2 separate regions of the Homo sapiens genome follow, and region 1 is linked to region 2. The links are chromatin contacts, found by Hi-C or POLR2A ChIA-PET in ENCODE. All regions are on one chromosome and are shown on one strand. Each heading gives the region's core, a stretch centred on a gene start or an enhancer-like site at or near the end of the contact. The rest is flanking DNA. Distances are from core to core; before and after follow the strand shown. Region 1 overlaps PREPL (prolyl endopeptidase like). Region 2 has its middle 30 kb from the start of SLC3A1.

What was found. Hi-C counts contacts between places; a loop is a spot of excess contacts on that map. ChIA-PET counts read pairs that join two places held with the same protein, here RNA polymerase II (POLR2A). Pooled maps may share reads with other maps.
Region 1: a map of heart left ventricle shows a loop between it and region 2 (2.3-fold over the local background). The contact joins two enhancer-like sites. A Hi-C loop is called at or near these places in 2 of 168 maps with a recorded cell type or tissue (both heart left ventricle), 2 of 37 single-sample maps with no recorded cell type and 3 of 50 pooled maps. POLR2A ChIA-PET finds 5 or more read pairs at or near these places in 9 of 52 experiments (CD8-positive, alpha-beta T cell, H1, MCF 10A and 6 more).

The regions. Positions count from the first base shown.
Region 1 is chr2:44,322,790-44,327,969 of GRCh38, forward strand. It overlaps PREPL (prolyl endopeptidase like), which reads right to left. Exons shown (of 14, transcript NM_001171613.2): 10 at 3,923-4,139; 11 at 473-622; 12 at 1-65. Among named protein-coding and RNA genes, the nearest start is that of PREPL, 36 kb to the right of the region's middle. Within about 2 kb of position 2,527, at least 4 of the 41 ENCODE cell types and tissues checked have a DNase peak (open chromatin) inside an H3K27ac peak, as active enhancers do.
Region 2 is chr2:44,242,581-44,247,697 of GRCh38, forward strand. It overlaps a transcript of PPM1B not described here. Among named protein-coding and RNA genes, the nearest start is that of SLC3A1, 30 kb to the right of the region's middle. Within about 2 kb of position 1,716, at least 9 of the 41 ENCODE cell types and tissues checked have a DNase peak (open chromatin) inside an H3K27ac peak, as active enhancers do.

The DNA of each region.
Region 1 (5,180 bases), core at 1,277-3,776, 81 kb after region 2:
ACAATTCCTTTCAGAGGTACCCGTTCATCGTTTTCATATGCCGTTATGTGAATTGAAGGATAATGCTGAAAGAAAATACATGCACGAAGAGTTTACATTATTTCTTATGGTCCCTTGCCACTATAGAGACTATGAAAAATAATTACCTCCAATTTTTCCCTGTAAGTGCTCTATGCTTTTTCTCACTTGCTATCTTGAGAGCGCCTCAGTATTACAGTAGTAGACTACTTGTTATCTGGAATAGCCTTTTCTTGACTAAAGGACCTTAGCTAATTTAGTAATTAAGGCATGATAAGTCTATTCCCCTGAGGTATTAAACATGGAGCATGAGCAGAGATGGTGCTGAAGATATTTGGGCATCATAAGTAGAAACATCTCTAAAGCTCCTATTTTTGCTTCAGCTTGGATAAGTTTTTTTTTTATTATCTTCTGTGTAAATTCAGGATAATCTAACACAATTGTCTTTCACTACCTGAGGTTTAATATTTTGATAGGGACAGTAACGTTTTATGTAGTTCTTGTGTTTTTCATCAGATGAAGGATTCCCCCATTCTTCTAATTCTTCTAATGTCAGAGGAAGTGTAGTGTCCATCATGGTGTTGAGAACATCCAAGAAAGGTGCCTAAAAAAAAGGCAAAGAAACTTATACTTCAAGTAAGAGGTTGGTAAGTGAGTTTCAGAAAAACATTCTATTTTATGAATATACATACTAATATGAGAGAAAATAACTCAAGCCATGTAGATTCCTAGGAGCTAGAATACTCAGTCCTTAACCAGGGCCTGTAATTTATAACCTACTTTTAAAGTCTTCAGATTCCTTAAATGACATATAACAAGAAATGGTTTATCTTCTAATTTCACAATATTTATTTTTAGCTTAGTACCTTTTATTCATTTATATTTTTTCTTATATAAAAGCAATAAATGCTACTGTCTCATACCAATTAGGACAGTTAGTTATTATATTAAAACAACAACAACAACAACAAGTATTGGCAGTAATGTGGAGAAACCGGAATCCTGATACACTGGTGGTTGGAATGTAAAATGGGGGAGCTGCTTTGGAAAACAGTATGGTGGTTCATCAAAGAGTTAAGCTTAAGATTACCATATGATCCAGCAATTCCACTCCTGGCATATAATCCCCAAAACTGAAAGCAGGGTCTTAAAGAGATCTGCATACCTATGTTCACAGCAGCATATTCACAACAGCCAAAAGGTGGAAGCAACTCAAGTGTCCATTAACCAAAGAACGAATAAGCAAAATGTGGTATACACATGCAATATTACATGGAATATTATTCAGCCTTAAAAATGAATAAAATTCTGATCCACGCTACAATATGGATGAACCTCAAGGATATAATCTAAGTGAAATAAGCCAGTCACAAAAAATTTTGTATGACTCCACCTATGTGAGGTGTTTGAGTAGTCAAATTCACAGAGACAGAGGCTGTGGGAAGAAGCAAATGGAGAGCTGTTTAATCGGTACAGGGTTTCAGTTTTGTTAAGATGAAAAACGAGTTCTGGAGATTGACTGCATAAGCCTATGAGTGCACTTACCACTACTGAACTATTCACTTAAAAATGGTTGAGATGGTAAATTTTATGGTATTTTACCATAATTAAAAATTTTTAAATGAAAAAAATACACAAGGAATAAAGTCTTTTTGACCAGTTGGACATTTTATATTAAAAGCAAAAAACGCTAAGTAAAGAAACTCTGCAAAATACCCAAGGTGAAAGAAGAGAAAACAACCCATTGGCTTATAATTAGTGTTACAAAATTTAATAAAACGAAGGCTGGGTCGCACATGGTGGCTCATGCCTGTAATCCCAGCACATTGGGAGGCTGAGGTGGGCAAATCACTTGAGCCCAGGAGTTTGAAACTAGCCTGGGTAGCATGGTAAAACCACATCTCTACAAAACAACAACAAACCACAAAAATTAGCAGGGCATGGTGGCACATGCCTGTAGTCCCAGATACTCAGGAGGCTGAGGTGGGAGGATCACCTGAGCCCCAGAGGTCGAGGCTGTAGTGAGCTGTGTTCGTGTGCCATTGCATTCCAGCCTGGGTGAAAGAGCAAAACTCTGACTCAAAAAACAAAACAAAACAAAACAAAAAAACAAAAACCCCACAAAAACAACAAAACAAAAATGAAGGCTGTATTTTTCACTTAGCTTTATTTTCTTCTGTTAACATACTTTTTAGCTTTCCCTCATATTAACATTAACCAAGTATAGTGAGTCATCTGTAATTCTTTTTGGCTGCCTACCATATGAACTTTTTTGCATTTGAAAAACCTCCAACCTTATCAGCTAGAGCCTGCCTCTCACTGTGGAGATACTAAGTGCTAGACTTCTCTTTCCCATTTTTCCCTGCAGCTTGGGAGTAGCTGTGTGACCCATGTGTGACTTGGGTCTATCAACCAGACACATGTGCTTTACACTCTGCATGGAAAGTTAGTGATTCAAAGAAGCAGTGATCACAGATAATTTATTCTGGCAAAAGTGCCACAGCTATATCCAGCTCTAGAAGTTGCACTGGCAGTGTGAGGTGATTTGTGCTTGGCAGTGGCGGCAGTAATAGTTTCATTGGGCCAATTCTATGCCTTTGGCTCTGAAGCCTCTAACACTGGTCTGAAGACACCTACATTTTCCTAATGCCCTTTAATCCCTTTTCTGCTTAAATTAGGGTTGATTTTTGGTGCTTATAAGAAGAATTTGACTTATACATGTATAAAAGGTTGTCTCCTAGTCTTCACTATAATAAGCAACCTAGCATAAATATCCTTCTCATCATTTCCTTTTAAATTTCTAAAAGTCAAAATCTAGTTGCTTTGTCTTTAAACTGTAAATAATTCTGCCATTATCTTTGTGCATAGGCTATTCTCCACATTTTTCTGTTTTTAAAAAATAGACTTACAGGTGACTACTATTTAACACTTATTTACAAGCCCACAGTATAAACTCCCCAACCTCAAAATAAAAAATCCTGAAAATAATTTACTCTCTCCCATCTCAGTCATTATTTTTCAGAGTAACCTAGAAGTAGGAGAATGATAGCAGTGAAACCAACTGCTACAATGTAACTTCGTAATTTCTGACACTGGGAAAAGATAATCATTTTCAGAACAGGGTAAGATATTTCAATTAAAATACGGAAAAACTATGCCCAAACGACCATTAAGAATGGACTATCTAAAAATAAAGAGCCTATAAATCTAGGACTGAAATGTTGATGGGCAGTAGCCTGTCAAGGTGACCAGGAGCCAAAGGACTCAGTGCATTCCAGAGTCACAGCGTGCTTTGCCTGGCTTTCTCAACTGGGACTCATATATGCTTCAGTGCTTTTTCACCAATTCTAAATGTCCTTACAAATACAAATGAGCAATGGAAATAGCCATTAATATCTTTCAGTGGAAAGCCTTAAAGATAATAAAGAACACTGTATCAGAGAAGAATAACGGTTAATAGTTGGATTAAAATAACTTTAGAAGTTCTCCTCAAGCTATAATTCTGAGTTTAAAACTTAAAAGCTTTGTTATACTCCTATGCTATGGTAAAACTGTAACAGAAATGTTTTTCTTTCCTTTTTTTTTTTTTTTTTTGACAATGTCTCACTCTGTTGCCCAGGCTGGAGCACAGTGGTCCACTGCAGCCTCAACCTCTTAAGAGATCCTCTTACCAACAAGCCTGGGTAGGTTTTTTTTTTTTTTTAATTTCTTGCAGAGACAGGGTCTCGCCATGTTGCCCAGGCTGGTCTCGAGCTCCTGGTAAGCAATCTGCCCACCTCAGTTTCCCGAAGTGCTGGGATTACAGGCATGAGCCGCTGTGCCAGCCCAAAAACATTTTTCTTAGAGTAGCCTATGGCTTCACACCTCCCCCATTCTATAAACAGTAGAGACAGAGCGTACTCACCTCCAAAGTCACCGCTCTCACCAGCTCTGGATTAGAATTACACAATGCTCCTGCAAGCACCCCTCCAGCACTGAAAGCAGTCAGGGTTGTTAGACTTGGCTGAGAAAAGCCTTGGCCATGAAGCGTCTTAATGCAAGCCTCTAAATCAGCAAGGCCATTGAGTTTTTTAGTTAGGCGGCCATCAGCGTGCCACTGGAGGCCTAACTCACCACCACCTCTGAAATTGAAGGGCAAAAAAGTTTTAGTGGAAAAAAAAAGTTAATACTGTAGGCTGGGGTCAGCGAACTACACCTGGAGGCCTGTTTTTTGTGTGGCCCTGGAGCTAAGACTGGTTTTTGCTTTTTAAAGGTTGAGTGAAAACAAGGAATGTGCAACAGAAACTGTACGCGGCCTGCAAAGCTTAAAATGTGACTATGTAGCTCTTTAGAGAAAAAGGTTTGCCAACTCCTGATATAGACAATCCAGAATTGATTCAACGAATATATTTTGAGTGCCTGCCCATTTATCAGGGATTAAGTACAGACCTTAAAAGTAGAAACAAACGAAAATCCCCTACCGTGGAGAAGACAGTAATTTTGTGGGGTAAGAAAACAACGACTTACCCAGCAATGTGGTGTCATTGCTACAATACAAGTGTATTTAAGGTATTACAGGAGCAGAGGAAAGAACATCCATCTGCCAGGTGAGGGGTATATACACGAGTCAGGAACACAAATGCTTTTAAGGAGATGATGCCTAAACTGAGTTGTGAAGGAAAAATTTGAGTTTCCAGAGGGCAAAGAAAAGGCATTAAGACACAGATACGACACAGCATGTATAAGGGCAAGGAGGTGACAGAGCATGTCATTTAAAAGACATGACTTTGGGGGCTGGACACAGTGCCTCAAGCCTGTCATCTCAGCATTTTGGTAGGCTGAGGTGAGCAGGTCACTTGAGGTCAGGAGTTTGAGACCAGACTGGCCAACATGGTGAAACCCCCGTCTCTCCTAAAAATAGAAAAAATTAGCCAGGTGTGGTGGTGCGTGCCTATAAGCCCAACTACTCGGGAGGCTGAGGCAAGAGAATTACTTGAACCTGGGAGGCGGAGGTTGCAGTGAGCGGAGATTGCGCCACTGCACTCTAGCCTGGGAGACAGAGTGAGACTCCATCTCAAAAAAATACAAAACAAAATAAAAAAAATAAAAGGACATGATTTTGGAAGGCTGAGGCGGGCGGACTGCTTGAGCTCAGGAGTTCGAGACCAGCCTGGGCAACATTG
Region 2 (5,117 bases), core at 466-2,965:
TATACAAGAGTAGCTATGTTTTTCACTTTCTTACCAGTGTTGCACATTGCCAAGCTGCTGGGTAAAATATTGTAACCTACATTTTCTTGATTTAATTCCCAATTATTTGATTACTAGTGAGTGAAAATGTTTTTCTCATATTTGCTTATTCTTTTATTGTAAGCCTGCTCACACATGTTAATTGGCAGCATTTTTTCTTAACATTAAAGGATATTCTGTTTACATATTTATAATTTTTCTTGATTTGTGAGAGCTCTTTATACATGTAGGATTTTAACCATTATTCTGTTACCTATGTCATGGATTATTTTCCTGAGTTCGCCATTTGCCTTTCAATACTGTAATACTGTGTATGGTTTGTTGTTGTTGTTTTTAAGGAAAGATATTCACAGATTGGACTAAGACCAAAGGACATCTAGCCATACTGAAATGACCTAATTTTTGAAAAAAACACAATCTCAACCTCATAGGGATTTCCCCCCCAAAAAAATCACATCATGCAACTTCTGAGCTTTTTCTTACACAATAACTTTTTGTTTCGATGCCAGCTTTTCCTACAGGCAGAATAAGGGCTTTCTACTCACTATGATTGGAGCGGTACTAGAGAGAGGGCTAAGATGCTCAGAGCTGAAGAGTATAAGAGAGCTCTCCTTGGTCAAAAATATTCCCTTTTACCCTTCATATACACTTTTAAATCAAATAGGATTTATTTTGTTTTATTTTACTTTAAAAGAATTGAAAATTTACATACAGTAAACTACAAAGAGCTTTTGTGTTAAATTTGATATGTTTCAACAAGTGTCATACTTTTACATTCAAAATTTTCAGAATTTTCTTTAACAGTTTCATCAACCTTCAGTTGCATACAAAGACAATTTTTTATATCCTAAGTAAATATTTACATATATTTTAAGACATTGGCCTTTTGAATATTTGTACTTTAATACAACTGGAACTTATTTCTGAGGTAAAAATCTAATATAACATTTTCCTATAGATTTTTCCATTATCCCTTTATACCAGCTGTTACATAAGCCAATCTTTTCTCATTATTTGAAGTTGTCCTTTATGACATATTCATGTATATGCTTGTATTTTTATAAGCATTCTATTTTATCGTTTTGTGTTGTGTGTCAGTACCATGTCATCTTAATTATCATAGTTTTACTATACATTTTATTATCTGATAGGGAAAATGCCCCTTATTATTCTACATTTACAAAAATTGAATGTGTTTATTTTTCCAGATGAATTTTTCAATAACTTGGCCAAGATATCCCTGCCAAATAAAAATCTCATTAATGTGTTGATTGAATTGTTGTATGTGTAGATTAATGTAGGGGTCATTGGTATCTTTAGCCAAGGTGAGTTCCACCAGGAAGATGCTACATCTTTCTATTTATACAAGTGTTTTTAATGTCCCCAGTACAGTTTTGTAATTTTCTCCATATGATCTACACCGTTCTTAAATTAATTCCTTGTTATTTTATATTTCTTATTGCTGTGATGAGTGAACCCCCCTCCTCAGTATATTTTAAATGTATACCTTCTTAGACAACTAGTTTTATTTACTTACCAACCCCAATCCTGCAAGAAAAAAAAAAACCATATATATATATATATTTCAATTTCTATCATATCCACCAGATGGCAGTCTTGGGCACGTCCATCTGTAAACCTGCTGAGAGCTCTGGTGACAAGAAAGGCAGTGGCTGGCAGACCTTCCAAGCACTCAGAAGCACGCGGACAAAAAGGTTTTTTTGTAAACCCGAACGAAAAATAAACCCAGCATTATATAATTATAGTATTTGTACTGCTGTTAACCTTTAATCTTATAACCCATTAGTGGAGACAGAGAAGGACTGTCACTGTGCCCTTCAAAATCATATTTTTTCCTGTCCATGTGATAAACACCTGTGGCTTCTTGGCAGCACTTTTGGTTTGATTCCAGGGACTCTTATGGTTAAAGGCAGGCTTTAATCTGGCGTTGTTTTCCTTCTCCTAAAAGCACCATTTAAATCGGAAGTTACTGGATTTCTAAACGGTTAAGACCGTCTTCCGACTGGTTTTTATCATTCCCAGATCTCTTCTGAAAGGAGGTGGTGTGCATAGTTAATATGAAAGGAACTGGCTTGTTCTACGCGAATACAAATCTGAATAACTCTTATATATTAGACCTTTTTTTTTTTTTACTTTAGTGACTTCCAGTATCTATATTTAGAAGTGTATAATTACTTGAGATATATATATATATATATACACACACACACACATATATAGTGTGTGTGTGTGTATCTATGTGTATATATATACATATACACATGTATTTTTAGGGCTTTTGGCTTTTTTAGGGCGGGACACGTGAATCTGGCAGTTGAGACAGAATTTTTCCTATAGCGGTGTAACAGTGTACAATACTAAACTAATGAAATGTCTTTCACTATCAACAATTTACGTATCCATGCTGATTGCTTTAACACTAGAAAAAATATGCCAAAATAAACTACATTTTCTAGGCGCTTTCACACCAAAAACACACACACACAGCTGCTTGCCCATTTGAGAACAGCCAATAAAGCAAACTCTTTGAATGATTTGTGGTTTTGTGTCCCCAGAAGTTTTAACAGTAGTTCTGAAGATTTGTCATTTGTGTGTGCTTCAAAGATAGAGTAATACATTTTATAGCTGGGCAGATCTCTAACTATATAGTTATAAAATCTCAAAGCTGAGAAAACCCTGAATGCCAGATGATCTTTCAGCAGCCTCTAGTGTGAGTGTCAGGAATGAGTTCATTTCCATCTTTGATCAGCTCTGCCTGTCGTGTTGCATCTCTGCTTCTTCTCCTCAGTTGTCTTATTAACCCTCGGGGCTATGAAAATAAGTATTTAAAAGCTCCTGGAACCCACAAAAAACACTAAGCCTTGAGAGAGATGTAGTTGATCTGAGTCACATATGCTAACAACTTTTTATTTCCCTGATTATTCTTCCTGTTCTGTACAATGACTAGAGAGAATAAAACTACATCAGGTACAAAAACCACCTGCCTTCTTAATTAATGACCTTTGTTATAGATTAACTTCTCCTTTGTTGTCCTGCTTCACTTAGATCAGATGACAGAAAACCCATGACTACACCCTCTGTAAAAGGTGTTCAGTGTACCTTTCCCAAGAGAAACACTGCCTGTAACCAAATTGCTGTAACTATGTGCCAACCTTGTATGAAAAATGTTGCAATCCTGCCAAAAACTCCTGTCTCTGCCTATGGAAATGAAACCTTGAGCTTCCTTCCTTCAGCACGCTGACTCCATTCCTTTGGAGCTGGTGCTCCTGGGTGGGCTGTCCTCAAACTCTGCGCTTGAATTATCTGTTTAAATTAGATTCTGACCTTTTTGATTATTTTAGGTTGATAGGGCCAAAATTTAACCCCACCTATTAGGATGACTTCCAGCATATTCTCTTTTCTGTCCCCCATTATTTCATTGATTACCATTATATATCCTAACGCCAACTGTATTCACCATCCAGGACCCTTTTCTCCCAATGTGCTCTCATTTTCTTGATCATTCTTAAAGTATGCAACCCAGAACTGAACATTTATGGGTAGCAGAACTGTCTCCTCCTTTATTCTCATTAATACTTTTCTGTTCTTCTATTTAACACCGAAATATTGAACTAGATTTTCTGGCAACTGCATGATACTGTTTGAGTCCTTCGAGCTTATTTTTGGTTGGTGTTTTGGTTAACCTATTTTGCAGGACCTTTATTTGTTCCTATTAAGTTTTCTTGGGTAAAATTTATTAACCTTTTGAGTTGGTTGTGGATTTATCTAAGATATGTTAGCTATCTTCTTCTTTCCAGTAACTCCAAAATTTCATACATAAACCTCCCATACTGAATGAAACAGGTCCAAGTACTGAGGCCCTGTGGGAGGCCTCAGAAACTTCTCTTCAGTAGGATGCAAATTGACCAATCTTTTACTCAACACCCATTAGGTAAGAATTTCAGCAATGTACTGATCCACTTATCTGCTCATATTTCTCCAGTTTATCTACAAGGATATCATAGGATTTTACATTCTTTGCAGAAGTCACTTGCATATAACCCAGCTTAAGCGGAGGCTTCACTTTGACCTATTCCTCTAGGTCCTTGCAAATTTTTGGTGTTGGTTTTTGCTTGTGGTATTGCTTGCATCATTTATGCATTTTAAAAATCCTGAGCTTGTTACAATTCTTCCTGTGTAACTGCTGATTTCTTGGTTTTGTTTTTATTGTTGTTTTATTATTTTTAGGTACCTCTGCCTTTTTATTCTGTATGTATGTTATACTTCAATTAAAATATTTTTAAAAATATCCCTGATGCATTGAAAAAAATCAAAACTACAAGTTGCTCTGCAACCTGAAGGCCAACTGTAGCAGTGTAGGTTGGTTAAGGTAGAACAGTGCCTCATCCACAGACACCAGTCGCATCACAGACACGTGGACTTAGATGTTGCAACCACTCTCCAGCAAGTGGCAGGAAAGTGTTCTAATTCTAATGAAACTAGTATAGTTATATTGCAACAAATACCTGACAGGTGGAAGTAACATGACTTGCAAAAAAAGTGCTTTTTTTGGAAGTGGTTTTTCCAATTTACCAAATCTGCCACATGGGCCAGCAGCAGCCCTGGAGCCTTGAATTCCTCTGGGAGAGGAGACGAGGTAGCTCTGCACCCTACATTCTCCCCTACCTGATATATATCCTCTTTCTTAAATAAAAAAAATAAAAAAAAAAAAAGAACAATGGAAAAAGGCGACACTGTAGGACTGTGGCACAGGAATTAAGCAGCATCTGAGCAATCTTAAAGGACCAGTTTTGGTTTCCTAGGCTGGAGTTCAGCCTTTTTGGAAGGGCCTGTGACACACTCAGTATGTCCTTCTACAACTCTTATTCTCTTGACTTCCTCAGTCACCAGGCTGAAAAAATAGCAAATGAGAAAAAGTAGAAAGGAAGGGAATGCCCCAGATGTAGATAGCATTGTAAATTTCTGCAGATATATGTGTTATTTATAATGTGTATATAGATAGTGTATATTTTTGTGCACATTTCGGTATATATGCTATACTTCAATAAAATTTTAAA